Regions from separate parts of the Mus musculus genome. Here all the other regions are linked to region 2. Evidence: chromatin loops called from intact Hi-C (ENCODE). Cell type or tissue: heart. All regions are shown on one strand.

Evidence for each region. Peaks named below come from ENCODE experiments on the same cell type or tissue, not always from the same donor. Only the 100,000 strongest peaks of a DNase experiment are listed, where the experiment ranks them.
Region 1: a loop joins it to region 2, with 2.5 times the contacts of the local background. A loop is called at or near these places in 6 of 42 quality-filtered maps.
Region 3: a loop joins it to region 2, with 7 times the contacts of the local background. A loop is called at or near these places in 17 of 42 quality-filtered maps.

What each region holds. Positions count from the first base shown.
Region 1 is chr2:134,919,568-134,927,567 of GRCm38, reverse strand. The region is part of intron 2 of Plcb1 (phospholipase C, beta 1); the gene reads right to left. Gm39941 (a long non-coding RNA gene) reads right to left here. Exons shown (of 2, transcript XR_866761.2): 1 at 1-8,000. Among named protein-coding and RNA genes, the nearest start is that of Gm39941, 6.0 kb to the right of the region's middle. In heart, a CTCF peak has its summit at 3,198 (motif pointing right); no DNase peak of the experiment used is centred here.
Region 2 is chr2:134,781,897-134,789,896 of GRCm38, reverse strand. Plcb1 (phospholipase C, beta 1) reads right to left here and starts at 3,733. Exons shown (of 32, transcript NM_001145830.1): 1 at 3,266-3,733. The coding sequence starts at 3,364. In heart, a CTCF peak has its summit at 3,874; DNase peaks (open chromatin) are centred at 3,186 and 3,786; H3K4me3 peaks cover 1,894 bases; H3K27ac peaks cover 943 bases; H3K27me3 peaks cover 1,333 bases.
Region 3 is chr2:135,002,352-135,010,351 of GRCm38, reverse strand. The region is part of intron 3 of Plcb1 (phospholipase C, beta 1); the gene reads right to left. Among named protein-coding and RNA genes, the nearest start is that of Gm39941, 89 kb to the right of the region's middle. In heart, CTCF peaks have their summits at 2,274 (motif pointing left) and 3,003 (motif pointing right); no DNase peak of the experiment used is centred here.

The sequences.
Region 1 (8,000 bases), 140 kb before region 2:
TGAGAACTAAGTTAGTTAATTTTTTGCAAACAACATAAATCCTCTGGCTAAGTCTTATAGACCTGTTTCTTAAGTGATAAATTACAAGTAAATGTTTTGCTCAAAAAAAAGAATTTGACAGTTATCAAATCATTGTCTCTCCTCTGAAATAAGTCCCTTTGTATGAATCAGCGGTAGATTTTGCGTGTTTGACAGGAGTACAACGTTTCTGGATTAACCATTCTGACCTTTAAAGTCTCCTCTAACAAAAGCTCAAAGGAGCCCTGGAGAAGGAAACCATCAAGCATTAATCAGACCTGTTCTTAAGTAACAGCACAATTAATGATTAACAATGGGAAACCACTGGACTAAAAACAAATCAAACCCCTCATTAGCACTGAAATATTGTTTCCACTAGGAAAAGAAGTAGCCGGGTGTTTACAGGTGATTCCAGTTATGAACTTGAGAGAATCAACCAACTGCTCCATTCATCAGACATGCGGCCCTCTGCTGAGCCCAACCCTACCAGGATTCATTTGATGCTGACTGCAGACAGAGAAGGTTACTTGTGATTAGTTTTGATGGAACCAATTAGCATTGAATCTAGAGCCCCCGAGACATTTAATTGACCCGCAGATGTCCCCTTCTGCACCCACCATGTACACCTAACTCCCAGACCCACCCTCAGGTCTTGGGCATGTTTCCTTTAAAAGCAACACTATTTTTAGACATTGAAATGTGGAAGCTTCTGCTAATTCTATTTAGCGAGCATGCAGGATGCCAGCTAAATGTCCCACTTTACCTCATCCCTCACCAGACCGACAGTTGGAAACACTTAGTTCTGCTCTGCTTCCATTGAGTCTCTGCTTCCATTGGAGTGATTTAAATCACAGATAAGTATTTGTAAATGAGCTGAAGAAATAAAGATGTGTCTGAACACTCCAAGCTGCCTTGTTAGAAATGTGCATGGTTCTAGGCTCATTCTTGGGGATTTGGTTAATGCTTTGCAAATTGCAACAGAGTTCTTTCATGATTGTAACATTTCATGGCTCTACCTGTGCTTCCAGATCAAGAATTTATTTAGCTCTGTTAAAATATGTCTTAAACTCTCCACTTAGAAAATTGCAGGGGAAAGTATGCCAAAAAAAGGTCTTTGTGTACTTTCCAAATAACCTCTAACCTGCTAAGCAAACAGCAGTAAGTTCAGCATTGTCTTATTTCATAGAACATTTACTGTGGCTAGCTTTTGGCTGATCATCGTAGAGACATCAAGATAATCCATAAAAACTATTATTAATTCCACTTTACAGGTGGTAAGACTAAGGATCACACACATTATGGGGCTTGGACACAGTGAATAACAGGTTGATAATTCATTTGAAACTTGAAAGAATTTAACAAAAGCACCAAGTATATAAGACAGGATATGTGCAGGAGACTTCACAGCCTGCCATGCCCAGTGCCCTGAATGTGGAATTTCTGGGGTACTTGTCCTACATGGCTTCACTGGTGGAACTGGCACCATTAGCCATAATAAATCCATTGAAAACAGAGAGGAAAAGGCTGAAGATTTGTAGAAACACTGAGCCTGTCCATACTTTGCTCTCTTCTGTTTTCCTTCTCTAACAGAACACTATTCCCTACATCTAATCTCAGTGGGGTGATAACCAATAGAGAGTATATTCCATAATAGGAATGGTTTATGGGTTTAGCATCCTCTGGCAGCTCCTAAACTGTCAACAATGCTCCACTATGTTCATAGCAGCCCTATTTATAATAGCCAGAATCTGGAAAGAACCCAGATGTCCCTCAACAGATGAATGGATACAGAAAATGTGGTACATTTACACAATGAAGTACTACTCAGCTATTAAAAACAATGGATTTATGAAATTCCTAGGCAAATGGATGGATCTGGAGGATACCATCCTGAGTGAGGTAACCCAATCACAAAAGAACTCACATGATATGGACTCACTGATAAGTGGATATTAGCCCAGAAACTTAGACTACCCAAGATACAATTTGCAAAACACATGAAAGTCAAGAAGAACGAAGACCAAAGTGTGGACACTTCACCCCTTCTTAGAATTGGGAACAAAACACCCATGGAAGGAGTTACAGAGACAAAGTTTGGAGCTGCGATGAAAGGATGGACCATCCAGAGACTGCTGCACCCAGGGGTCCATCCCATAATCAGCCACCAAACCCAGACACTATTGCATACGCCAGCAAGATTTTGCTGAAAGGATCCTGATATAGCTGTCTCTTGTGAGGTTATGGCAGTGCCTGGCAAACACAGAAGTGGGTGCTCATAGTCAGCTATTGGATGAAACACAGGGCCCCCAATGGAGGAGCTAGAGAACGTACCCAAGGAGCAGAAGGGGCCTGCAACCCTATAGGTGGAACAACAATATGAACTAACCAGTATATCTGGAGCTCTTGTCTCTAGCTGCATATGTAGCAGAAGATGGCCTACTCGGCCATCACTGGAAAGAGAGGCCCCTAGGTCTTGCAAACTTTATATGCCCCAGTACAGAGGAACACCAGGGCCAAGAAGTGGGAGTGCGTGGGTAGGGTAGCAGGGGTGGGGAGGGTATAGGGGACTTTCGGGATAGCATTTGAAATGTAAATGAAGAAAATATCTAATAAAAAATTGGGAAGGGAAAAAAAGAAGAAGAAGGCCTTAAATGCAGCACATTAAAGTTTCATCAGAGTTGGATCCCAAAGAACAGGCCTAAGGCATGGTATGGCGGCACAAGCCTACTGCCTCTGCTACTTAGAGGACTTAAGATAAATCACTAGAGATAAGAGGTAAAGAACCATGTCTAAATCTACAACAACAACATCCCTACCTATGCAGGCCTTCAGATCCTCTGAAACTGACTATCTGGAGCTCTGGTCTCACAGTCCACAGTTGCTTATTATCAGGAGAGAAATGATGTCCTTTGACTTAATTTACTTTGGCAGACTGAAAACAGACCCTGCAAACTCCATTGGTTGCCTTGTATGCCTGTCTATGAAAACAAAGGCTAGCTGCTACCCAGGCACGGAAATGAGCATCTATATTTGCATGTGTAATTCCACCAGTTACTAAAAGCTGAGTTGACACTGCACCTGATACAGGACCAGGGCCCTGCCCTTGAGGAAGATATGTAAACACCACTATGTAGAACTTTGGCCTGTTAGGGCAAGTCAAACCATAAATCCAACCTCATTTTTCCTTTCGTTCACACCACTAGAGGGCAATAGCTGTAGACAATAAGGCTGACATAACAGGAATTGGACTTGGACTTCATTCATTCACCATAAGCTGGCATACGCCAGAAGCTGGCATCAGCTCTCATGATGAACTGGAAGAAGATGGTTTTGCCCCAGAAGCATCTGGACCCAAGGCCTGGTGCCTAGGCAATGCTTATGCTTTTACCACCTTGAGCGGGCTTCTCGGCAGGGAAACAGGGTTGCTAATGTTTGTTGAGTGTGGAGAGGATCAATCAGCACAGCACTTTTAGAAATCCAATGCATCTCCCATTTAGAGTATGTGAGGAAAATAGCAGCTTCCCTCAAGTAATTGTCAATGGGCTGATGCTTTCCGGAAGGGTGAGGGAAGTGTTGAACCATCACAAAAGAGTGAGGATTCTCAATTCTGAGTCTAATGGGCAAAGGACCAATCCCTGTTTCCCTTTTTTATAAAATGCCTCATTGATAGGGTAGGACGTGCCAACCACTCAATTTATAAGATTGTTGCTGAGGATTGTATAAACACTAGCAACTTTTTATACCACAATAGAACACTCCACAATGAGTGGCTATTTGTTATTAAATAACAACAATGATGACAATAATAATTGTGTATACAAGGATGAGTAGAAACACACACACACACATACCCCCCCACACACACACACACACAGTGCCAAGTAAAGAATTTTGAAAGGCTCTGGGTTGTTTTGCCCATAAAAGAGGCCCCAAGGAAGAAGCTTGAGACCAGCAATCTCACTTATTAAAGAGCTTTCTCACACAAGGAGACTTTTGATTCATTGTGTTCCACCTTTGGGGATAAATCAGTCTCAAAGGATTAAAACAACATGGGACTCTCTCTTTCTTTAGTCTTCTTAAAAAAGAAAAGAAAACTAGCCAATAGGACAGAGACAACACAGACTGTTTCTGAAAAAAGGGAATATGGAGGTGACTAGAGGAATTGAGGCAGTACCAATTTCCAATTTACAGAGGTGGCCCCAATGCACCACAGACACTGACTATAGGGGGCACAGCTGACCTTTAAGATCTTCTGGAGACTGACATAATTAAGCCAGAGAAGCAGGCAAACGCTCTAGAACTACGGCCTCGTGATGAGGACATTGCCCAAGTGCCTCCGAGTCCGTTGGGTTGGGTTGGGTCCTCTGATCTACTAGGCTAGGACTTTGTGCTCTCAATTGCCCACACACCTCCCTCGTTCCAGAGAGCTGGGACAAGCACTTGCTCACCTCTGAGATGATCTTTCAAGGAATCAGTAAGAAATGTTATTTGTTTGAGAGGAGAACCTGGCCTTTGGTGACCGTTCCATTTTAATTCATGGCTTATTGGCAATCACTCATCTCCTGCTGAAAATTAATTAAGGCTTGTGTTCAGCAGGAGCTGGTATTTGTTTTGAATCTCAGGCCCTAACACCTGAAATTCTGAAGCGACAAAAAACACATCTCCAATTTGGGGCTCGATGAGGCAAAATTGAAGAGCCCCCTGTTGCTCCCAGCTATTCTGTTCTGAACAATGGACTATAAATGTTCCTGGCAACAATACTCGGGATGGATTTCAGCCACCTGGAAGTTCCTGCTGATTTTACCAAAAGGGAAAAAGAAATGTATACCTAGATGAGACAGAATTGGCCAATTTGAACAGGCAAAAACTAATATTTTCAATGATTAATTGTTTTACCATCACTTTTGTCATGATATTCATTTGCCATGATAGTCATTTTCTGAAAGAAATAGTACATCGTGAATATGAAGATTTCTAACAAGTCACTTAAGTTGAGGGCATTATTCCACCTAATAAGCTTTGTGTTTAACAGAGGGCATATCACCCATGGATTTCTCTGATTTCTCGCACTTCTATGCCTTTGAAAGCCTCTATGTGTCTCTGTGGCATCCTTGTAGCCTCCATCTGCTCAGAAAGGTAAGTACAGGCACTTTTGAGAATGTCAAGAGTTTGAAGCAACCCTTGCCAGGAAGGCAAATAGGGGAAGAAAATCACGACCTTTACTTTGAAACCCCAGGTCTCTATAAAGGATAACATAACAAAGAGGGAACAGGAAGCTTTCTTTTGCCCCAGATTTTTTTTTCTTATGTATTCAAGAGCTGCTCCTGAGAGCAGACCGTCTATTTCAGGGACACACGTAGGATATCAGATGGATTCAACTCTGCCTTTATCAGGATAGGCTACTCCTTGCTGCCACCATCCTCTTGCTAGAGACCACCATCCTCTGTGAGTGCAACAATTTGAAGCTGATCCCTATCTCACAGCAGGGCAGTGAGTGTAGCTGATATAGGCTGTTGTGCTTTTATTTTTTTCTACATTATCTTGGATCTCCTTCTTCCAAGACTGGCTCCCAGGATCCAGAAAGCTCTACTGCAATGCCGAGATAATACATTAATTATGGCATAATACTTGATAATGAAATTATTTCTTAGAAGATAAGAAGGGCCCAAGCTTTTACTTAAAACTTATACGTGATTAAATAAAAGGCATGTTAATAAATTAAAATTATAAAAACTGCAAAGTGCACCACAGCATGTGCCCTATAATCAATTCAAACTCCAGTGCTCTGAACACTCTGTAATTAGAGGAAAAACTAGACATGTATAGTCTAACACAGGATGACAAGACATTGGAACCTCTCTGATACATTTCTAACTGAAAACCAAAGATTTAAGTAGCCAAAATACAACATTGACATCAGATAAAGTAAAATTAAAAGGCTAATTTTTGACCAAATCAAGTAGTCTATTTAAAATTGAATTGAAGTTGACTTCAATTGGCCACATCTTTGGCCCTCATTATTGAGTGCCAGAGTGTTGAATAATTGTCATGAGATCAGCAGATGCTATCATACAAATGGAATAGTTTCCCAAATTAGAGAACTGGCATGTGTTTCTTTATAAAAGAAATTAGTTTAAGAATCTCCATTATTTTTTGTTGGCAAGCCACCAATTGTTCATTTTGCATTAAACCTAGCTAAAAATACTAAGTGAGAGGTTTGGGGGAACATAAGAAGGGGTCTACCCAGTCTACTAGTAGCACCGGAAGCAAGAAAAAGAAAATGAGACGTTTTAAATAATGCAATCACATGTGAAGGCTGAGCAAGTGCTTACATGAACACTGAGTTCCTCTCAGGCATCAGGCACTGTGCAAAGTGCATCACCTTTCCTGACATTTTTAATCTTGCTGATAACTGTAGGAGGCAGTTGCTATTATTATCTCTATTTTGGTATGAAGCCATCAAGGCAAAAGGAAAAGTGATGTGCCAAGCTCAAGCCGTCAGGAAATGATAGAGCCATTATTGGAATCTAGGTAGTCTTGCACCAAAGCCACATTCATACCAAATCCCAACTCCTGATGTAAGTTCTGCCAACCTCCAGGCTGCGCCACCTCAAGCACCAATTCCATTTATTTCCTTAGGACAAATCCTTCAGCAAGGATTTACTGAGGCCAAGCGAATGAACATTTTAAATTTATACCCCGTGACTAGATGGGAAGCAGACCTGGTCTATCAGGAAGGGCAGGTGAGAGGATTACAGATGGTGGACTCAGCATGAGCAGAAGGGCGCTGGGGGCAGTGCTTCAGCAGTGGCAGCCGGAGTTTCATTTGTCTACTGAGTGGGAAACAGAATGGTGCATGAGAGAGACGTCTCTGATCCCTGATGCTCCATTTACCTCATAGAATCCACGTTTTCCTTGAATTCAGGCAACACATATACTTGCAAAGATGAATGTGATATTTGCTATTTAGAAACAAAAGGAAGCACTATGGACTCATCAGGGCTTCCTGTTTTTTAATAAATTATAGCAAAAACCCCCTCTCAAACGTTTTACAATAGAGAAAAAGTGATGTGACTCTTGAATTTGGGGCGTCAAACTTACTTCTCTGCAAAGGGCCTGTTTTATTTGAGCTGTAAGAAAGTTTCCCAAATAGTATTGCTGTCCTTTGTAGGGAAAAGGATACTAAAGAATTCGACAGTACACAATAGCTGGGTATAGATTTACTGAAGTTACATTCCTAAATGTTGAATTTCCAGAAATGGAGTAGGGTTCCTTCAGCTCCTATGACTGGGTCCTGTACTTCCAAAAGTCTAACTCACAGGAACAGGCAGAAAAAAATTTCTCGAAGTATATACTCTTGTACAGACTTCTGCCCCCAACTCTGGCACAAGTTCTCTCTCTCTCTCTCTCTCTCTCTCTCTCTCTCTCTCTCTCTCTCTCTCTCTGTGTGTGTGTGTGTGTGTGAGAGTGTAAGTGTAATATATACATATATGTGTATTTGCGTGTATGTGTGTGTGTGTGTGTATGTACATATGTATACCACGAGCACTGCCTAAGAAGACAAGGTATCTTTCAAATGAAGTAGATGCTGGTGATATTTACCAAAGTCTTATCTTTATAATAGTAAATAGCTTCCTGAGGCTACAGCAAAGATACATCACTTATGTCTTGAAGCCATCCCTGTCAGTTCTTTCTCATATTCAGTCCATTTTTAGTGAATACTTACAATGAGCCAAGCACTGTACTACACATTGCAGTTATGAAACAATGGGAGCTCCTTTCCCAAGTGCCTAAAAATAATGCCTCCCAAATAGCTGTGCAGTTGTAGAGAAGGGAGGTCCATGGAGCAGTGAAAGAGAAAAGGTTAATACTGTGGTTGGAGGAGGAGTTTTTTTTTGACCTAGTGTGTAAGGCTAAAGGCTTTAATAGTCCCAGTTCATTATCTTCCCTATATCCAAGTCTCTCTCTATGAAATCAGCATA
Region 2 (8,000 bases):
GGGGGCCTTTCCCCCTTGATCACTAATTGAGAAAATGCCTTACAGTTGGATCTCATGGAGGCATTTCCTCAACTGAAGCTCCTTTCTCTGTGATAACTCCAGCTGTGTCAAGTTGACACAAAACTAGCCAGTACAGATGGGATGTTCCCTTGGGGTAGAAAGAGAGAGTATTCCCCAAAAACTTAAAGAAGAGAAACATCCATAGCTCTGTTACACAAAATCAAATCAGAGACCCTTTCAAACCTGGAGAACAGGAAGGGAGGGAGGGAGGGAGGGAAAAGAAGGAAGGAAAAGAGTAAGTAAGGAAGAAGGTATAAGAACGATTTATTCATTGTCTAACAACAACTCAAAAGAAATGTAAGAATGTGAGTTATCCATTCAATTCTGAGTATTGATGCTTCAGTAAATAACCCCAGAAGATCTAACAAAGCTGCCACTGGGGTGTTTCCAATTCCTAGATGACAAATGCCTCAAACTGTAAGCAGAGACAAAATTAAATTCACAAGCCACTGGACATTTTTGTGAACTAAGAAGCTGCAGTAACAGCTCATTCAAAAACCTTCTCCCTGGTCCTACACAGTGCTGTTTCCCAGAGCAGCGGATACCACAGCCACACTAACTAAGGCCTTGTAAGAAAGGTACACCCTCAAGCCCTACCCCAAAGCTGAATCAGAAACAGGGTAGATCCAGCAATCCCAAGACTAACAGAACTTCTGGATGCTTCTGAGGGGAGAAGGGAAGGGAAGGTTGCTTGATTATAGAGAAATCCCACAGACCATTACATTAAATGTATAGGGGATATAGTATTGCCAGTTCTGTACAAGAGACAACAAAGGTTCAACATGTTTATTTGTCTAAAGTCACACTGCTGAGTGAGAAAAGCCAGACCTCTGGTTCTAGATTTGGTTTTCTTTGTCTGGAAAGTGAAGCTTCATAGAGATGCAATAGAAACAGCCAAACAGATCAAACTGGCTTGTTGCTAAAAGAGGAAACTCAAACTCTAGGAGTACCAGAAAAGGGGATGCTCAGGGACTACAATAGGGATACTAAGAATGTCTCCATGCCTCCTAGCGCACGGATCAAACACAGCAAGAGAGCCAAGTGCCTGCAGGGCACTTCTCTAAAGTCCATTTAATTCCTTCTCTGGGTGCAGTCTGGTTTCTCTTAAGAAGATCTCTGGGCTCCCTCACAATGGGCCTCCTTAGCACAAGCCTCCCCAGGAACTCACTGCTGCCTTAATTGGAGGACTCTGCCCACTTTTCCCTTCTCCTAGGGCTGGCTATTGGCTTCTCCATCATTCCCAGAGCATCATTTGATCATGGTGTTTTGATGATTTTGGATCTCTTCTATTTAGCATATCCAGTCTATAATGGGAGAGATTTTACCCACTTTCTCCATCACCCTCAAAATGTAGTTCAAGGCAGGCACTGATGAAGTGAGTGTGGAACATTTGCTACTTAAATACATATAACACAAATCACCTACCTGGGTATCTATAACCTTCGCTCTCAAAGTTATGTTCTCAAAAACCAGACTTTATGGAGAATTAATAAAATATAGTTTAAAGACCATTAGTAATAAGAATTCCAGAGCTTATGACTAAAATTAACCCTTTTTTACTCTGGGATTCTGCTCTGCTCTCCTCCCCTCCCCTCCCCTCCCCTCTCCTCTCCTCCCCTCCCCGCCCCTCCCCTCCCACCCTATCCCCTCTCAGCCTCTCCCCTCCTGTTCTCTCTCTTTCTCTCCACTTTACCCTTTTCCTCTTTCTCAGATCCACCCCTTTGTTTGCTTTTTACCTAAGGATGTCTATGGATGAGAACATTGCATTTGTTGAACTGCACTCTCCTTTTGTCTTCTTAACAAAAACAATTCATCTGTGTCTGATTTATTGTTTCGATTCTATTCCATTTATAACAGCCTCCGGTCCAATTAGACTGGGACAGAAAGGAGACAAGTGCAAAGCCCTTGGTAAAGAGGGTGTGTTTACATCCTTGCCTCCATCATTTGGTAATTGGCAAGAGATTTCAAGGAGGCTGTGGCTCTGCTCATACTGCAAGTTCAGTTTGCGCTTCCAACTGGACAAAATATAGACACGGATGCACTCATCTAAGTAATTGGATTCACTACCTGGAATATTTAAATTGTTTTCAGACACTGGAAATTGGCTTAAGAAGATTAAAGTAAAATACCCGGAAGGATAACAGGCTGTAATTTACGGAGGTGGGAAATCATTTCAGTTAGAAGACGGGTTCATTCTCCTACAGTTGCTCCTGATAGGAGATGTGTTAATCATTAGGACTGGAATCTCTTTAGATCCTGACAGCTCAGGTTTATTCGGGTGAGTGGTTCTTATCAAACCCATTGGATGACACCCAGGAAGCCACATCGATAGGGTAATGTGCATTCCATTGGAGGTTTCTGTCAGAAGCCTTCAAGTGTTCTGAAGGTAACTAGGGTGGAGGGAAGGGAGAGGTCATAGGAAGTCCTGGAGCCGGCCAGGATCTCTCCTATACAGCAACGGGTGCAAGTAAACCGGAGGGTGAAGTTGTGGGTCTATTTCAAAGTGAAGACCTAAGCAAGCTTGTTTTTCAAAACCTGGCCCTGTCTCTAAGTCCATCCTGCGCTCCTCGGCCCCAACAGCTACTAGTTTGCTCACCAATCCGTTTCTGGTGTGCACCAACAGCCCTTTCTAAGGCCCCTCACTCTGCAGTCAGGCGCTAAAGTTTGGCATCAACGACCACCTGTCGGCTGTACTGCTGTGTCCTCTGCTGCTTGGCCAGCATTTTAAAAAAATGCTCAAGGGTTAGCAGTAACTGCAAGGTTTGGGACCTGGATAGTAGCTAGTACTTCTTGAAAGAGGGCAAAGGAGGTAATAGGATGCCTTAGCTAGCTGAGGTGGTGGGGGATGCATCTAGTACTCTCCAGCGCTATCCAGCTGCTTCTAACTTCATGCTCTTTTCAAACTCTCAGGACCTGTCACTGGGTAAAACATGTCCCTTCGGTTCCACTGGCCCCAAAGACTTAAGTCCCTCAGGAGGTGCTGGCCAGACCCAGCAAAGATGTCAACTCTAAACCCCCTAGGAGGAGGAGAGCGCGCGGAAAGCTGCCACCCTCTACCACCCACCCAGGCATCTGGCAACCTGTGCGCCCTAGGCTGCCCGCTCCCGCTCCAGCGCCCCATTGCATAACGCGCCCCTCGCCCCACCCCCACGCAGCCCGCCCTAGGGTGCCCGGTCCGCACCCCACTGCGCCGCCCCTCACTTACATCATCCCACTTGACGAATTTGGTGCCCTTCTTGAGGCTGTCGGACACGCACACGGGCTTGAGTTGCAAGGCGTGCACTCCGGGCTGAGCCCCAGCCATCTGGGCTCATCGGGGCTCCGGGCGGCCCGGGCGAGCGCAGTGGAGACGGGACGCGGAGCTCCGGGCGCGAGCGGGCTTGGCTCTCGATTCACCAGGCTCTGGGCTTCGCTGCCCGCCGGCCTCCGGCCTCTTGGCCTCCGCACCTCTGGCCCGCGCCGCTTAGTAAGCGGGACGACACGCGAGGGTACAGCAGCCTGCCATGCCCCGGGCGGGACGCAGGATCTGGAGCCCGCGGTGACTGTAGAGCCTCGGGAGACGCGGAGGAGCAGAGCCGGGCAGTGCGAGTCGCCCGCCGCTGGATCCTGCTCGGCCGCCGCCTGGAAGCGCACCATTCAGCACATCCTCTGTGCACAGAGGGAGCGCGCGAGTGACACGCTCCGGTCCCCTCCTCCCTCCGCTCCTCCCGCCCCTGCTCCGCCACCCTCGCTCGCGGTCCTCCTCCCCCAGCTCCCTGCCCAACTTTGCGCGCTGGGTCAGCAACGGGAAGCGGGGACGCAGCGGCACCTCCCGGCTCCCGGGCCCCACTGCAGCCGACGCCTGCGCCGCACACCCTCTGAGCATGCCCGGTGCCCCTAGCCAAGGCTGGCGTTTGGGGGGCTTTCTGGGAAAGATATGGTTAGTGGTTAATCAGATCCTAACCAGTATGTAAAGAAGAACATTGAGGCAGAACGGGGAGAGAGCCCTAGGCTTTCTTTCTCTCTGGTGCTTTCCGGCCTTTTCAAAGAAAGGGTTCTTATTTTGTATAGAGAAGCACTTGAGAGGTTTAGCTCAAGAACTCCAGAGAAAACTTGTCCTGCCAGAAAGTTTGAAGCCTATAACCTAGATGGCCCACAAACAGTGTTTAGGAAATAAAAAGCTCGGGGAGGGGGGCAGCAAAGCTTTTATTCCTTAGAAAGATGAAAGGAGTGGGGCCCAGGGCCTGGGACAGGGTGGGAGTCATATAGAATCATAGGTATAGGGATGTCATCTTCACTCACAAGGTTCATACTGTCGAGTGTTTTAGAGGTTGTAGAGCATCTAGAATCTCCGTCCATCACAAAGGTGGAGGGTGGGGTATAAAGTGGCAAGTATACTTCAGAAAATAACCACTAATAAAGTTAAAGATTTGTGTATCACACAATCCAAAACTTCTGCTCCTAGATGTTTGCTCAAGAGAAAGGAAACCATACCCAAAGGAAACTTGTCCAGCAATGGTAAAGGCAACTGAAACTTGTAAACGTCAAACAATAGGTGACTAAAAAAACAAAGTTTAGTTAAGTTTCTAAGTTCCCCAAACTATTCCATGATGAGAAGGGACAGAGACTCCAGAACATATCCATGATCACACAAAGTTTAAGCCAAACAAGAGCGTGCAACAAGATGCCCTCTGCAGGGTCTGTAGAAATAATCCAGGTATTCTGTGGTGACAGAAAGTAGATCGAACAGGTACCTGTGGCCAGTAGCGAGCAAAATTTGGCATCAAGGGGAACCTTTGAGAATGATGGGAAGATTCTGTACCGGCGTATTTACATTTGACAAACCTTGTACGACTAGACACATAAAATGAGTGAATTTTATTCTAATAAACACTGCCCTAAAGGTTGGTTTTGGAAAAGAAGAAGCAGTATGAAGAAGAGACTCCAGTAAAATGGTTTTAGACGGTCAAGGCACTTGCCAGCAAGCCTAATGGCCAGAGTTTCATCCTCAAACTCCACATGGTAGAAGGATAGAACTGACTCCTCAAAGTTGCCCTCTGACCTACACACCTACACCTTGGTACACTAGGACATGCACACACACACACACACACACACACACAGAGAGAGAGAGAGAGAGAGAGAGAGAGAGAGAGAAGAGAAAGATGGCTTTCAATCTTTTTTCTTTGTGTACTTGGTTTTCAAGTTCTAGTGCTGCAATGAAACACCATGACCAAAAAGCAAATTGGGAAGAGCAGGACTTATTTGGCTTACATGCATCATTGCAGGAAGTCAGGACAGGGCCAGAAACTGGAGCGAGTTGCTGATGCAGAGGCCATGAAGGAGTGCTGCTTACTGGCTTGCTTCGTCATGGCTTGCACAACCTGCTTTCTTATAGTCCTCAGGGATATCACCATCCATAATGGGCTGGGACCTCCCCCATTGATCACTAATTGAAAAAAATAATCCCTTATAACTGGAGCTCATGAAGACATTTCCTCAATGGAGGCTCCTTTCTGATAACTCTAGCTTGTGTCAAGTTGACACATAAAACCAGCCAGTACACCAGGTCGCTGTGGGCCAAACTTTATAAACTCAGCCAAAAGACTACTAAATAGAAATAATCTAAGGGTGAATCCCAGTGGTTTACCTGATATGTATAGAATTCTGGTATAAATCCCAAATGTTACCTAAATATACATTCATAGATCAACAGACAGATGATAGATTATCAATAGATAAGATAAGAAAACCAGCCATATTCTTGGAACTATCATAATTAATGAGTTTGGACTCCTGTTATCTTTGGAGGCCTTGTCTTGATCTTGGAGCAACTTCACACACATACTGACACACACACACACACACACACACACACAGAGAGAGAGAGAGAGAGAGAGAGAGAGAGAGAGAGAGAGAGAGAGAGAGAGAGAGGTGGGGCGACATTAAAAGACTGCCTTGTTTCATTCTGGTCCTGCAATACCAAAGTACATGATGAATCTGATGGCCATAGTACTTCCAAGTAGTGGCTTTGACTCACTAGCTACCTCACAGAAGGCAATGGCCTCAGACTGATCCACATTTATCTTTATCTTCAATGACTGTAATAAGTCTCTTCTTCCAAGGCTCCAGACCATCTCAATTATCCTTACTGCACGCCCTATCAGGTTGTTCTGTTCTGCTCTGGTCTTTCCTTTTCTTGTTTTTTCCTCAATTATTTCATCATCCACTGAAATAATTATTGAGCAGAAAGCTTTAGTTGGAGTACCTTAGAGAGTCAAGATAGACTGGGGCTGCTCCCTAAAAGGTACTATAGAGAAACCTTAGGCCGAGTCACCAGCTGAACGATTCCCAGTCACTCCATAATGGAATCCGTCTTATCCATCAGCATCTCTACCCTTTTTATCTTCAAAGCAAATCCTAAATTGTTTAGTTGGCAACCATGCTTAGTGATGAATTATGGAACTAATTACAATCATTCCATTTTCCTACACTGACCTTTGCCTGTGACTGCTTGAGAGGGTACATAAGGGAGTCAAATCTAACGAATAAGGTGAAGGTTGGGTACTTCAGGGCGAAATCTCTCATATTTATACCCCTTCTCATTCCTCCTCCTTCCCCCTTGCTTTCCATCTCCCCCCTCCTTAGTTTCTCTCCACTGAATATAACAATATAAAAACAAGAAAGAAGAAAATAGGAAAGAAATGAAAAGAAAAGAAAAATAATTTTCTTCCTGGACTCTATAAGGCTCTAAACCAATTTTAGATTTTATGATACTTGTCATAATACATATCTTCATAAGTTCAAATTTATTTTTACTCTTAGCTGATATGCCATATAAAATAATTAACCCTTTGTAGTGGTTAGTTTTAACAATCAACATAGCCTAGAATCACTTGGACAGACAGTCTCCACTGAGTAATTATCTCCATCAGGTTAGCCTGTAGGCAAGTCTGTAATGGGTTGCCTGCCTTGTTAACTGATGTAGAAGGACCCAGTCCACCATAGACAACGCATTTCCTAGGCTGTGTCCTGAGCTGCATAAGAGTGAAGAAAGGTAGTCAAAAGCAAGCAAGCAAGCAAGCAAGCAAGCAAGCAAGCAAGCAAGCAAGCAAGGATGTGCATAGTCTCTATTCTCAATTGTTGATGTGGTTTGATTTATTGCTTGTGTTCCTGCCCCAACTTCCCCAAAATGATAGACTATGATCTAGATCACAAAGCCAGGAACTGATATTGACCCCCAAGAGGTCTGATATTAGAATCCTGACTTACTACTTAGATATGGCTAGTTTTTATCTATTTTAACATCTATACAAATATTCCAAACTCTCTAGAAGCTATATTATGGCCCACAGCCTTCTCTAATCAATTTGTAAGGCAGTGAGGCTTGGTACACTGGAAAAGGCTTGTGTAGTGCCTCCTGATAGTGAGTTATTCCAATTACTAGCTGTGTGAGCATGGAAAAGATGATTATTCCTTCTGAAATGAAATATGCTAGTATGTAAATAATGATGTTAAGGGCTAGTTCCTGGTACTTTTCCAAAGAGTTTTATATCTTTCATGATTTAATCCTCATATTAACCCTATAAACTATGTTTCTCTGTCTTCTATGCTTGAGGAAAATGAGTCAGAGAAACAGGAAATGATCACCCCAAATTTTCTACCAAGTACAAAAAAAGAACCAAAGTTCAAACGAAGGGTATTTGGTCCTGTTGGAGTCCAGGAATAGCCTCACAAGCCACACAAACACCAATCTCAGTCAGAGAGGGATAGTTTATTGAGCATATATCACAGCACTGGTCAACCAGGACCATGGCCCAAATTTGTAAACTGAACCATGACCCCAAGTTAAGATCCTACAGAATTTTTAAGGTCAAAAGCTCCAAACTTCTGTGCCAAGTTATTTCGCCAATCAGGATTTAGGGATAGGGGATTTCCTTAGGAACATGTCTTAATTGTAC
Region 3 (8,000 bases), 220 kb before region 2:
TGAACTTGTTTTACATTTCCAAAGCAGTTGAAAACAGTAAAACTAGTAAAATTAATTTTTGTAAATGAATAAAACTGCATTTGTAGCTTTAAAACACACATTATATATAATAAATATTACATTATATAATATGTATAATATATGCTATATAACACATATACATATAATATGTAACCTTTAAGGGATATATATATATCCCTTAAAGAAAATGTATTGTATAGGCCCAGATATTAAGTGAGGAAAATAGTATTGAAAGTAAAACTTAGTAAAAAGGTACTAATATTCTTGGCATTCTTTAATAGTAATCCTCTTTCACACTGAGGAATATGAATATACCTTAAGTTTTTCTAGCAAACATTCAAAGACAGACAGAGCAATGAAATAGCAGAGAATCAGACCCAGGCACAGCCAAAACTGGGCATAAGACAGCAGTAGCTCCTAACTCACAGGGAAAAGGTGAAGTTTTAGACTCGTCCAAAAGACAGACTTCTCAGTAGCTCGCACTGGGATAAAAGAATAGTAAACTTAAAAGGATCCAATTATATTTTAAAATACAGAATTCAAAGCAGTGCTGGGAGCTGACAGCGCTCAGTGGGGTAGAGGCCCTGGCCTTATAAACCTGAAACATGAGTTCGATCCCATGTAAATGAAGAAGAAAGGAAAAAACTAATTAGACAAGTTTGTACTCTGACCCACCCTATCCCATCACACACACACACACACACACACACACACACACACACACACACACACACTTTTAAAATTGTCAATAGAATTGGAACAAAGAAATAGAAATTCTAAAAATAATATGTAAGATTCAGACCTCATAACATACAACAGGGAAAAAACCTGATTGAGGATGTAAATGTAAGAGAAAAAGAAATATGCAGCAGGGTGAGGTGGGGCAGAGGGGACCTATAGAAAGTCCCAGACACCATGAAAGTGAGAAACTCCCAGGACATAATGGGGATGACCTTAGCCAAACCTAAAAATGCCACCTCCAGTAGAAACTCATGGCCCCCATTTGAGGCATGTGACCACCTGTCCATCTTCAAAATTTTTGGCCCAGGATTGTTCCTGTCTAAAGTAAATGCAGGGACAAAAATGGAATGAAGACTGAAAGAAAGGCCATTCAGAGACCAGATTTACTTAGAATCCATCCCACGAGCAGGTCCTAGACCCTGACACTATTATTGATGCCATGTTGTGCTTTCAGACAGGAGCCTAGCATGACTGTTCTCTGATAGGCTCTACCAGCAGCTGACTGAGACGGATGCAGATACTTACAGGTCAACCACTGGACTGAAGTTAGGAACCCCTATGGAAGAGTTAGGGAAAGGACTGGAGGAGCTTAAGGGGATTGTAACCCCATAGGAAGAACTACAGTATCAACTAACAGTATCAACTATCAAATGGATCCTCTGAGCTCCTAGAGACTAAGCCATCAACCAAAGTTCAGACATGGGCTGGTCTGTGGCCCCTGCTACATATGTAGCAGAGGACTGGCTTGTCTGGCCTCAGTGTGAAAGGGTGTACTTAATTCCATAGGACCTTGATGCCCCAGGAAAGGGGGGTATCAACATGCTGGCATGGTGAGGTGGGAGTGGGTGGGTGGGAGAGGAAGCACCCTCTTATAAGCAAAGGGAAGGGGGATGGGGTGGCGAAATTGAGGAGGAACCAGGAAGGGAAGCAACATTTGGAATGTAAATAAATAAAATAATTAATCTAAAATGGAAGTGTAGAGCCAGGCGTGGTGGCACACGCCTTTAATCCTAGCACTCGGGAGGCAGAGGCACGCAGATTTCTGAGTCCGAGGCCAGCCTGGTCTACAAAGTGAGTTCCAGGACAGCCAGGGCTAAACAGAGAAACCCTGTCTCGAAAAACCAAAAAAAAAAAATAATAATAATAATAATAATAATAATAATAATAAAATAAAATAAAATAAAATGGAAGAGTAAATGACTGAAAGCTAAGATTTGTTATTCCAAAACTCGTAAGGTAAGGAAGAGTACTTTAAAATAGTGTCAGCCCAACCTGGGCTGGAGTGTGAGTCTGTTGCAAAACATAAAACCAAAGCAAAATGGAACAACAACAACAACAAAACTATAACATAACTACGGAAAAGTTAAAAAGTACAAAATAGGGCTGGTGAGATCGCTCAGTGGGTAAGAGCACCTGACTGCTCTTCTGAAGTTTCAGAGTTCAAATCCCAGCAACCACATGGTGGCTCACAACCATCTGTAACAAGATCTGACTCCCTCTTGTGGTGTGTCTGAAGACAGCTACAGTGTACTTACATACAATAATAAATAAATCTTTTTTTAAAAAAAGTACAAAATAACTATTCTTCCTTCATATGCAACAGAAAATAGGATAAATTCAAATGAAACCAAGTGCTGCATAGGAGAAAATGCATCAAACACATCCCATAAACAACCACCAACCCAGACACTACTGCATATGCCAGAAAGACTTTGCTGACAGGAACCTGATATAGCTCTCTCTTGTGAGGCTATGCCAGTGCCTAGCAAATACAGAAGTGGATGCTCATAAGTCATCATCTATTGCATGGAACACAGAGCCTCCAATGGAGGAGCTAGAGAAAGTACCCAAGGAGCTGAAGGGGTCTGCAACCCTATAGGTGGAACAACAATATGAACTAACCAGTACCCCCAGAGTTCGCATCTCTAGCTGCATATGTAGCAGAGGATGGCCTAGTCGGTCATCATTGGGAAGAGAGGCCCCTTGGTCTTGCAAACTTTATATGCCCCAGTACAGGAGAATGCCAGGGCCAAGAAGTAGGAGTGGGTGGGTAGGGGAGCAGGGCAGGTGAGGGTATAGGGGACTTTCAGGATAGCATCTGAAATGCAAATGAAGAAAATATCTAATAAAAAATTGAAAAAAAAAACAAAAACAAAAACAAAAACAAAACAAAACCCCCAGAGGGAAAATGCTGTGCATCTGTAATAGAAACTGAGATGGAGCAGAATTCCTCAGCCTGCCTGAAGAGGGCAGCACTTGCTCCAGAACCATCCATAGCACAAGGCAATTAACTGAGGCAGGGTGGGAGTGCTGGGTGCTAATCTTGATAGCTTGACCTTCCTGAAGGGCCTAAGTAGACTTCCAGGAAGGTCTGACTGGAGCTTGAACAATCTGGAGGCAGCTCCTATGGCGGTCTTCTTCAAAACAACTTCAGTGCCCCAGAAAACTGCATGTGTTCTACCGAGAAAGGACTAGAACTCTAGAGAACTGTGTTTAGTCTTGTCCTTCCTTCTCTTTATTTTTAGTCCAAGACTGCTGTCCTTTGTCAAACTTGTCTTCAGAGTGTCACCTTAACTCCTGACCTCAATGCCTCCTCACGTGCACAACATTGAGGCTCAGTTTCCAAAGGGTCTTCAACATTGATTAGGCCCTGGCTGAAAAGCAAGTAATCTGTAGAGGTTGCCAAACTCCAAAATTCAGACTTATGTTTCTTGTCTTTATAATAGTTTATATATGTGTGGTTGTATATAAAATTTCATATATTTTTTAAAGTCCTTATTGTATTTGAGAATCATGATAGTACACTAGGTAGCTCCAACAGCATTGACTAGTCCATTGTTGAGAATGAATATATATATATACATATATATATTCACATATGTATGTGTGAGTGTGTGTGTGTGTGTGTGTGTGTTTGCTATAGAACCCAGAGTGTCTTTGAACTCTCATGCTTCTCAATAACTGGGATCTTATAAGCCCAAACCACATGGCCCACCCCTTTCTAGTTGTCTTGAATGTGTTATGAAAGTGCATTATTTTCTATGTAGCCTGTTTCCCACTTGAGATATGACAGTACAAGCACATTTTATGGTCATATTCCTGGATCTGTAAGGTCTTATAATACCAACAGAAGAGCCCACCATTGAAAACCTGCACCCAATGCTCAGTATAACCGGAAAAGCAGCCTCTCCTTTGCACACACACGACAACATTTCAGGACTCTGTGACCATTCAGTAACAGGGGTCCCTTTACGACATGTTTCCCTACCCACTTTGCAGGGTAAAGCACATTTGGTCTCAGGCATAGCAGTCAGTGGTCCTCCATTACTGCAGAGGGTACATGGGGCTGTCTCTAGAATGGGTGACCAGATGAACGACAGCATGCCAAGATAAACCTGAATTTCACAAATACAACACATGTTTGGTATATCACTTCATCTGCTTAGTGTGTCTCCTACTTCTGTATGTCCATTAGAAATAAACCATTTGCTAATTCCCACCAATCTTTTTTGGATCACTGAATAAAAAGCTTTTAAAACCCAAAACTCAAGTGAGTTTTAGAGTTTGTTTAGATGTGTCACATAAGCTTCAGAGCTTTAAACAATTACACTGCATGATGTCAGGGCACAGAAATGTACAGAGAATTAAAAAAAGAAAAAGATAAACACCACCATCACCACAAACATTCTCTTTTTAAAAAAATTTTATTAGGTATTTTCCTCATTTACATTTCCAATGCTATCCCAAATGTCCTCCATACCCTTGCCACTACTCCCCTACCCACCCACTCCCAATTTTTGGCCTTGGCGTTCCCCTGTACTGGGGCATATAAAGTTTGCAAGACCAAGGGGCCTCTCTTCCCAGTGATGGCTGACTAGGCCATCTTTTGATACATATGCAGCTAGAGTCAAGAGCTCAGGGGTACTGGTTAGTTCATAATGTTGTTCCACCTATAGGGTTGCAGATCCCTTTAGCTCTTTGGGTACTTTCTCTAGCTCCTCCATTGGGGGCCCTGTGATCCATCCAATAGCTGACTGTGAGCATCCATTTCCACCACAAACATTTTATTACTACTAATATTGGGGGACAAGATAGCTAGGTTGACATTGGAATTCTTGATTAAATCCATCCGTGTGTGTGTGTGTGTGTGTGTGTGTGTGTGTGTGTGTGTGTATGGTGTGTATTCCCAACCCTCACCTTGGGAGGCTAAAAGTTTTTAAGACTATCACAGAAAAACTTGTACTATTAAGGTCATTTTGTGAAAAGGTGACATTAAAAATAAAATTAGGAGTTTAAAAAAAAAGGAAAAAACTGAAAATCTGTGAAGGAAATGTTAGTAAAACAAACAATTCCAGGAATTTATCCTGAAATTGGACCCCTGCCTATGTAAAGGAAGGCACTGTGTTTCAGTTTCAGCCTTACAAGACACAGGCAGCAGCTAGGTATGGGGCACGTCTCTCATCTCAGCACTGCAAGGCAGAGGCAGGTGAATCTCTGGGAGTTTGGGGCCAGCCTGGTTTACAAAGTGAATTCCAAGACAGCCAGAGCTACATAGTGTGTTTCTGTCAAAAAAAAAAGTAAGAAAGAGAGAAAAAGAGAGAGAGAGAGAGAGGGAGGGAGAGAGAGAGAGGGAGGGAGGGAGGGAGGGAGGGAGGGAGGAAGGAAAGGAAGGAAGGAAGGAAGGAAGGAAGGAAGGAAGGAAGGAAGGAAGAAAGAAAGAAAGAAAGAAAGAAAGAAAGAAAGAAAGAAAGAAAGAAAGAAAGAAAGAAAGGAAGGAAGGAAGGAAGAAAGGAAGGAAGAAAGAGGGAGGAAGTAAGTTGTGAAGTAAGGAAGGGTGAGCAGGAGAAGCAACAGAGAAGACTCTCCACAGGAGGCTGATCTAAAAACAAACAAGCAAAAAAATAAATTAAAAAAAATCAAACAACAACAAAAACCACCAGAGAGCAGCTCCTCAGCATAGCTTAACAAAAGGAAAAAGAACGATGTCATGATTCTCTTGTTTTCTTGGAGATATTTTGAGGATATATTAACAGAGCAGAGGGGGCTGGAGAGATACCTAACTATCCAAGAGCACTGACTGCTGTTTCAGAGGACACCAATTCAATTCCCACTACCCACATGGCAGTTTCCAGTCATCTATATTTCCAGTCCCAAGGAATTCAATGCCCACTTCTGGCCTCAGTGGATCCAAGATACACATATGTTGTATACACAAACACACACACACGCACGCCCACGCACACACACATGCAGGCAAATCACTAGACATATAAAAACATTTAAAAAAATAAAACAGTAGAAACTGTTGTGGCACATAATCTTATAAGAATGACAAGGACACATTTTATATATTTTGAAAGAACCTGCCATCACAGATCACTAGGAAAAGACAGATTTTGTATTACCTGACCCCAGAGGTCTAGAACTCTATAAACTCTGTGTGTGTGTGTGTGTGTGTGTGTGTGTGTGTGTGTGTGTGTGTGTGTGTGTGTATGTGTGTGTGTGTGTGTGTGTGTGTGTATGTGTGTGTGTATGTGTGTGTGTGTATGTGTGTGTGTATGTGTGTGTGTGTATGTGTGTGTGTATGTGTGTGTATGTGTGTGTGTGTATGTGTGTGTGTGTATGTGTGTGTGCGTGTGTGTGTGTGTGTGTGTGTGTGTGTGTGTGTGTGTGTGTATGTGTGTCTATTACCTCTTATTCTTGCAGACATGTGTGGTGAGAGCATCAGATTATGAAATGGACCTGAAGAAGAGGGAAGAGGACATGAGTGAAATGAGCATCATTCCCAGCCATGGGATTGGAGTCAAGTACACAGAAAGCCCTAAAGATGAGAGTAAGTATAATTAAAAGGACCCAGATGAATACTAATAGCATAACTCCTCAGGAAATTGGTTAATTTTAATAAACTTGCAACACACTTGCCTATTAAAAAGCTTCCTAATGGATACACAGATACACAAAGAAACTGAGTTTTCTCTAGTGGGTTATGCTATGGAAACATTTTTTATGGAAATTAACTAACAAGTACCTATTTAGGTAGGAAATAAATTTGTCATGGCAAATGAATTATATGCGTGAGAGGAGAAATAAGAAGAGAGATCTCGATCTTGATGAAAATGGGCAAAACTCAATCAATTTCAAGTTAAATGATTGCACGGCCTGTGCTACCGTCAATGGAAATAATATCAAAAGAGATTAATTCAGACACTGGCTTCAGAATTTCTAATAACATCAAAGATGACAAAGAGTATTTTCTAACTGTACAAAAGAAAATGAATAATAAATATTTTATAATTTGAGATCAATAGATTATTATCTGAGGCAAAACCTGATGGGTACGCAAAAGTACTTATCGTGACTGTGGTGCCCACTGTGCCGACTCAGGTGACAGAAACACACACTTGAGCACCGTTTGCCTTTTAATAAGCAAAGAAGTCACAGTGTTTCTGTGTTTCTGGAATCAGTCACCACCCGAAGCAACTGATTCCCCTTTTCATTTTTTTCTTGAAAAAGGTTTTTTGGGGGTTTTGTTTGTTTGTTTGTTTTGTAGCAGCTATAGCTTTAGCCATTGATGAAATTAAAGACACAATCCTTCCATGACTTGTACTTAACTGTCCTTTGGACAAGTTCCCACATTTAGAGACTAAGGCAATAAGTCTGAAGTGGCCCCTGAAATAATTAATCTTTGTCTTCTTAGTCATAAAGACAGGAGTCTCTCAGTGCCAAGGTGAGTAATCCTAGTGCTCTTCCCAAGTAGGTCTAGGATTAATGGTGTATGAATATTTTTGCCACATGCAGCTAATATCAATTAATGCTACTTAAGTAATTATTTTGGTAAGATTAAAGAAATATTTTGAATTGACCTGTATCTGTCAGAGCTGGATTTCTGCTTTAGAACCAACAATTTCTCACCTTACTAACTGGGACAAAGGTTCTGCCAACATCCCAAGAGTACATCCATGAACTGCAGGCTCTGTGCTTTCTTTTTTGACTGTCTAACTCTGGTTTGCATAAGAAACCTGCTAAATCTACAAAGCAAGGCATGTATGATGTTTTGTATACGGTCGGCCAAAGGAATGGCACTATTAGAAAGTGTGGCCATGTTGGAGTAGGTGTGGTTTTGTTAGAGTAGGTGTGTCACTGTGGGAGTGGGCTTTAAGACCCTCATCCTAGATGCCTGGAAACCAGTATTCTGCTAGCAGCCTTCAGATGAAGATGTGGAGCTCTCAACTCCTCTA